2 separate regions of the Homo sapiens genome follow, and region 1 is linked to region 2. Evidence: chromatin contacts called from ENCODE Hi-C data. All regions are on one chromosome and are shown on one strand. The core of a region is the stretch at or near the end of the contact, and the rest is flanking DNA. Distances in the headings are between cores, read along the strand shown. Region 1 holds the start of COPB1 (coat protein complex I subunit beta 1). Region 2 holds the start of PRMT3 (protein arginine methyltransferase 3).

What was found. Hi-C counts contacts between places; a loop is a spot of excess contacts on that map. Pooled maps may share reads with other maps.
Region 1: a pooled map shows a loop between it and region 2 (10-fold over the local background). The contact joins the promoter of COPB1 here to the promoter of PRMT3 in region 2. A Hi-C loop is called at or near these places in 4 of 50 pooled maps.

Annotation. Positions count from the first base shown.
Region 1 is chr11:14,498,528-14,501,227 of GRCh38, reverse strand. It overlaps COPB1 (coat protein complex I subunit beta 1), which reads left to right and starts at 1,417. Exons shown (of 22, transcript NM_001144061.2): 1 at 1,417-1,521; 2 at 2,243-2,390. The coding sequence starts at 2,300. RefSeq lists an enhancer at 1,196-1,295.
Region 2 is chr11:20,386,378-20,389,077 of GRCh38, reverse strand. It overlaps PRMT3 (protein arginine methyltransferase 3), which reads right to left and starts at 1,362. Exons shown (of 16, transcript NM_005788.4): 1 at 1,304-1,362; 2 at 924-1,059. The coding sequence starts at 1,331. RefSeq lists enhancers at 492-541, 397-1,003, 1,004-1,611, 1,485-1,654 and a silencer at 1,092-1,651.

The DNA of each region.
Region 1 (2,700 bases), core at 168-2,667, 5.9 Mb after region 2:
GAATTATTAGTGGTTGCCACAGGTTAGTGTGGGAGGTGGCTATGGCTATCAAAGGACAGCATGAGAATCCTTGTGATAGAACTGTTCTGTCTCGACTGTGTTGGTGATTACACACATATAAGCATGATAAAATTGTCTACAAGTGAATATAAAAACGAGTACATGTAAAACTAGTGAAGTCTGAACAAGGCTGGGTGAATTATGTCTGTCAATTTCCTGAAATTGATATTGTACTATAACTATGCAAGATGTTACCATTGGGAGAAACTAGGTAAAGAGTATATGGGATCTCTGTATTCATGTCACTCTACCATTAAGATTAAATATTAAAAAAAATGAATGCACAGAATCAGAGAGGCACTCTTAAAGTGCTGTCAACACATGGCCTTTGAATACAATTTTGGGTGCTCAAAGAATTTGTAGATTGCTTGATGGTTCTAAAAAGAGAAAGCTCAAAAGAGCTAGATCCTACATAAATGAGGTACTATTGGTGTTCCATCTTCCTGAGATGAACCTGTTAACTAGGGCAGTTGCCGTCAGATCTGTTTTTATTCGCAGTATTTTGCTTAAGCTTTAAGATATTTTGTTATTAATAATTGGCCATAAAACCCTTTTGTGGGCAGAGGGAGGTGTAGGGGCGGGGCGTGCTATGGAACTTCAAATGGGCAAAACCGAAAGTACTATGGCTGATTGCAGCTGTAACAGGTCTTTGGAGATACGTAAAATCCTTTAAAACAGTGACTGTCTCCCTTTATGCATAAAAATTTTTTCTAATCTACTGGGTGCTCAGAAAGGATCACGGAAAGAGGCCATTATTAAATAAAAAGCAGAAATTATACCAATGTGACTTTGGATTTTCAAATAACTCCAGCCCTACCTGCAGAGAGGCAGATTCAAACTACTAGCGATGTTAAGAACTGAAATGGATTTTAATCTAGTGATAATTAATAAAATAACTGAATTACCTTCCCAATAGTATTAGTTACTTTCCCAGTTTATTAGGGTGTGGACAAGAAAAAGGATTACTGGGTTTCCACTTTCTAGTCCAGAGCTCTTTTTCACGGGAACAGAGCCCTGTAAAAGTTTCCCTCTCTCCAAGCACTTTCTCCCCTTGACTGTTCCTGAAGAAGGAACGATTTCCAGTTAGCGTTTAAATTAGCATAGTGCTTAACTCAGAGCTTGGCTTGCAGGGAAAACTAGAAAATACGTGGTTTCATTGCTCTGCGGCCTAATCAAACCCTGGACAAGAGAAGAGGAAGAAAATAGGATATACTTGCAGCGCGCAAGCGCTGCACAAAGAAAGCATGTCCTCTCTGAGTCGCCGTAGGTGCTAGGTGGCTGTGGCTTCGGTCGTTACCCCACCCCCTTCCACGTCAGCCAAGGACTCTGGAGCCGCCGCCGCCGCTGCTGCGGTTCATAGCCGGAGTAGACGGAGCCGCAGTAGACGGATCCGCGGCTGCACCAAACCACTGCCCCTCGGAGCCTGGTAGTGGGCCACAAGCCCCCAGTCCCAGAGGCGTGGTGGGTCGGGCAGAGTCGGAAGAACTGGCTTTCTAGCTGGAAGATGCGGAAGGGGAGCGACTAGGCCGCTTGCGTCTGGGCCTGGCAGAAGGGACCGGGTGGGGGTACGGGTGGGGGTGCGGGTCGGGGTGGGGGCGGAGGGCTAGGAAGCTCCGGGTCGGACGCTCCATCCCGTCCTTTGTATTGGCCGGGGGTCTTTTCCCTCCCAAGACCCCTAGGCGTACCCTTTCAGGCCTAGGGCTGCTTTGCTGGAGGAAGGGGAGGAGGAAGCGGGTGGGGCGAGGTGGGGGTGCAGCGCGTTGATTAAGGGACCCGCGGACATAGAGTCGGAACCCACCAAGGACCGCGATAAAGCGCTTTAGGGTTTTGGCAGAGTATTCAGGCACAAGGTCTCTTAACTTGAGCATGCAGATTGTGTGTTGTGTAAAAACCATACGGTCCATAACATTGTGGGGTGTGGCTGGGGGGACTGTCACTGTTCTGTGGGCCTTCATTCGGCTATACAGCATTCTCAAACACTGGACCGGGATGCGATGAGGGAGTGATAGATAATATACCTTATGCCAGAGCTGATAATGTGGTTTTTACTAGAATTTATTTTTATGGGAACACGATATAGATTGACCTGCCCTTTCTAATACTTTAAAAGGTCACTATAGGTACTTGTTTGTGGGTTTTTTTTTTTTAATTTGTAATGATATGTCTGTGTTTATTTTTCTAGATTTTCTGGCATCCTTAAATCTTGTGTCAAGGATTGGTTATAATATAACCAGAAACCATGACGGCGGCTGAGAACGTATGCTACACGTTAATTAACGTGCCAATGGATTCAGAACCACCATCTGAAATTAGCTTAAAAAATGATCTAGGTAAACTTCGATATTATTTTGAGAATGAAATGAAAAAAGAAAAAACAAAAATAAAAAACTCATATTTCATATTCCTTTATAATTAGAAATGCTTAATTTTTGTCTAAAGTTTTTCTAGGATCTCTTCGATAGACCTTTTATTAAAAATGCGAACTTCTTTAAATATTGGTTGTTTGAAATAGAACATCTCAGTTTATCTTAGTAAACCTAAAGAAATTGTAATAGTTTAGATATTCCTCAAAATGTCATAATTTTTGTAGACTTCAATATATTAATGTGGCTGATTATTTTCTCTAGGCAACAGGTTGAG
Region 2 (2,700 bases), core at 113-2,612:
GTCGACTATTTATGGAGGCTATCACAGCCACGGTACCACTGGTGCTCAATAAATATTTTATGACAACTAGAATATATACAGGCATTCTATCTACCCAATGGGGCTACAGATGAGAACACTAACGCACCACCACTCAGCACCATGCCCAGATACAGGGAACACTGGAAAATGTATTAAAGTAACACCGGCCAATGCCAACCGGGCCTCTTTCATGCCTACTTGCCTAGGACAGGAGCCAAAGCTTCCCAAGACTAACAGGCAGAATTTTAAGTGGCAAGAATGTGAGTTTGGAAATAAGCACACCACAGCTTTGTGACCTTGAGCAAATTATTGATACTACAGTCTTTTTCCTTAAGTGAAAAGTCCTACTTAAGTAAGGTGAACTTCCTTCTTAGACTATGGAAACCGCTCAAATAAAAAAGAAATGTTTCACCTGAGAAGCTCTGTACTGGTCAAAGAATTAGCATGGTAAAGCCGGAAGGCTCCGTAGGGATTATCTAGTTCAGGGTGGCTGCCAAATATGTTACTCGTTAGTAGTAACTCGTTAGTAACTTCACTGTTACTTCCGATCTTGTCCTCATAAAAACAGAATATTCTTAGACCCCATCCCTGACTTGGAAGGATTCAGGTGCAGAGTTCAGTATCATTTTGTTTTCAGCGTCTCAAGTGACAAGATTTGGGAACCACAGATTCAATGCACTACCAGTCAAAAGCTTGCAGTACAACCGGCCTTCCAGTTCACGGTTCCCCCTCTCTACTACCGAGGGTCCTCCTTCTCCACAAGCCCTCACCCCAGACCAGTGGTTCCAGAATTCAAAGACAGGCCACTCTGGCTTGCCTCCCGCCCGAAGGCGTTCCTGGGCACACAGACCCCACGCGCCCGGGCACCCTAGGGCAGAGGCCAGGCGCTGAGGCGGACGAACCTGTTACAGAACAGGCAGGGGGTCTGCTGCTTGCCGTGGGGGAGATCTGCATCGTCCTCATCCTCCCAGGCGGCCTCGTCCCCGCTGTCCGACAGTTCTGGCAGGTCCTCCTCATTCTCCACAGCGCCCCGGCCGCCTAACACACACACACAACAATCAGATCGGCCTCGGACACCGGTGCGGCCCGGGGGCTCGAGGAGCAGGTGACGATGGGCTCTCCTCCGCCCCGTTCGCCCGCGGCCCTCACTCAGCACCTCCTTCATGATCCCTGCGAGCCCCCCACCCTGCCCGGGCCCGTGTCCCGGAGGGTCTTCCACCGGCCCCACAGCGGCGCGGCCTGGGGCTGGACGAGCCGGGTGCTGAGGGGCCAGGGTACCCACCGGTAGCGCCTGACGCTAACGAGCACATGGCTGTGGTGCCCCGAGAGCCCGGCGTGTCTGGGGGCGGGGACCGGGTTGGGCAACGAGCGCGCGCAGCGGCCGCCGACTCCAGGAACGAGCGCGAGCACAAGCGCGAACCCGCGGCGGGACCCGGGCTCCGGAAACTTCGCAGACCGCCGGGAACGCCGAAGCGCGCGCGCTGGCTCGCAATCGCTTCCGGCCTCGAGGCGCCGTGCGGGTCACGTGAGGTGGGGGCGGGGCGAGAGCGGGGGCTCCGCCTCCTCCTGCCGCAGGGTTGGCGCAGTGCGCGCTGAAGAGGCGCGCTGATGACGGTTAATGTTGCAGCCCGGAAGATGACTTTTGTCTCCTCCTTGGGTTGCGGCAGGCGTTAGTGGGAGGTCGCGGCCCGCTGCTGTGAGCCCCAAGGCAGAGAGACGTCGCTGCGGTTTTGGGGTTGGCATCCTGTCCTCTGTGCGCCCCTTTTTCCTGGGATGAGCGGTTAGCGGAGGGGCGATCGGCCCATGACGCCCTCTGGTGGCGGAGGAGGCCAAACGCTGGAGGCTCGGCTGGTTTCTGGGCTCCCAGGTCCTGGAGGGGGTGCAGCTGGCGAGAGGGAACGAACTGCATGGGCCAGGGTGGGTCTACTGCAGGGACAGATAGGTGTCAAACCCCCCAAGACGGATTTTAATCTTTGGTTAAGTGAGAACGTGAACTCTAGAGGCAGCCTGCTGGGTTTGAATCCTACCCACGTCACTTTGTAACTGTGATCTTGGGCAAGTTACTCGACCTCTCTCTGCCTCAGTTTCATCAAATACAAAACAAGGATAATAACTGCACTTGGGCAGGGCACGGTGGCTCACGTCTATAGTACCAGCACTTTGGGAGGCTGAGGCGGGCGGATCACCTGAGGTCAGGAGTTGGAGACCAGCCTGGCCAACATGGTGAAACCCTGTCCCTACTAAAAATACAAAAATTAACCAGGTGTGGTGGCACGCGCCTGCAATCCCAGCTACTTGGGAGGCTGAGGCAGGAGAATTGCTTGAGCCCGGGAGGCGGAGCTTGTGGTGAGCCGAGATTGTGCCACCGTACTCCAGCCTGGGCAACAGAGCAAGACTCCATCTTAAAAAAAAAAAAACAAAAAACAAAAAACCTGGACTAACTTCAGAACTACAGTAAGGATAAAACGAGTTAATACATGTAAAGTGCTCAGACATAACTATTTAAGCCAGGGAGTGATGCTCTCAGATGTGTTGAGAAAGTAACAATCTGGCTGCTGTGTGGGGAAGAACACAAATGTTCCCCTGCCTGCCTCATGCCACGTCCCTTTCTTCCTTTCCTTATATCTCTTCAAACCATAGAACTTTTTTTTGTTTGATTTTTGAGACGGAGTTTCGCTC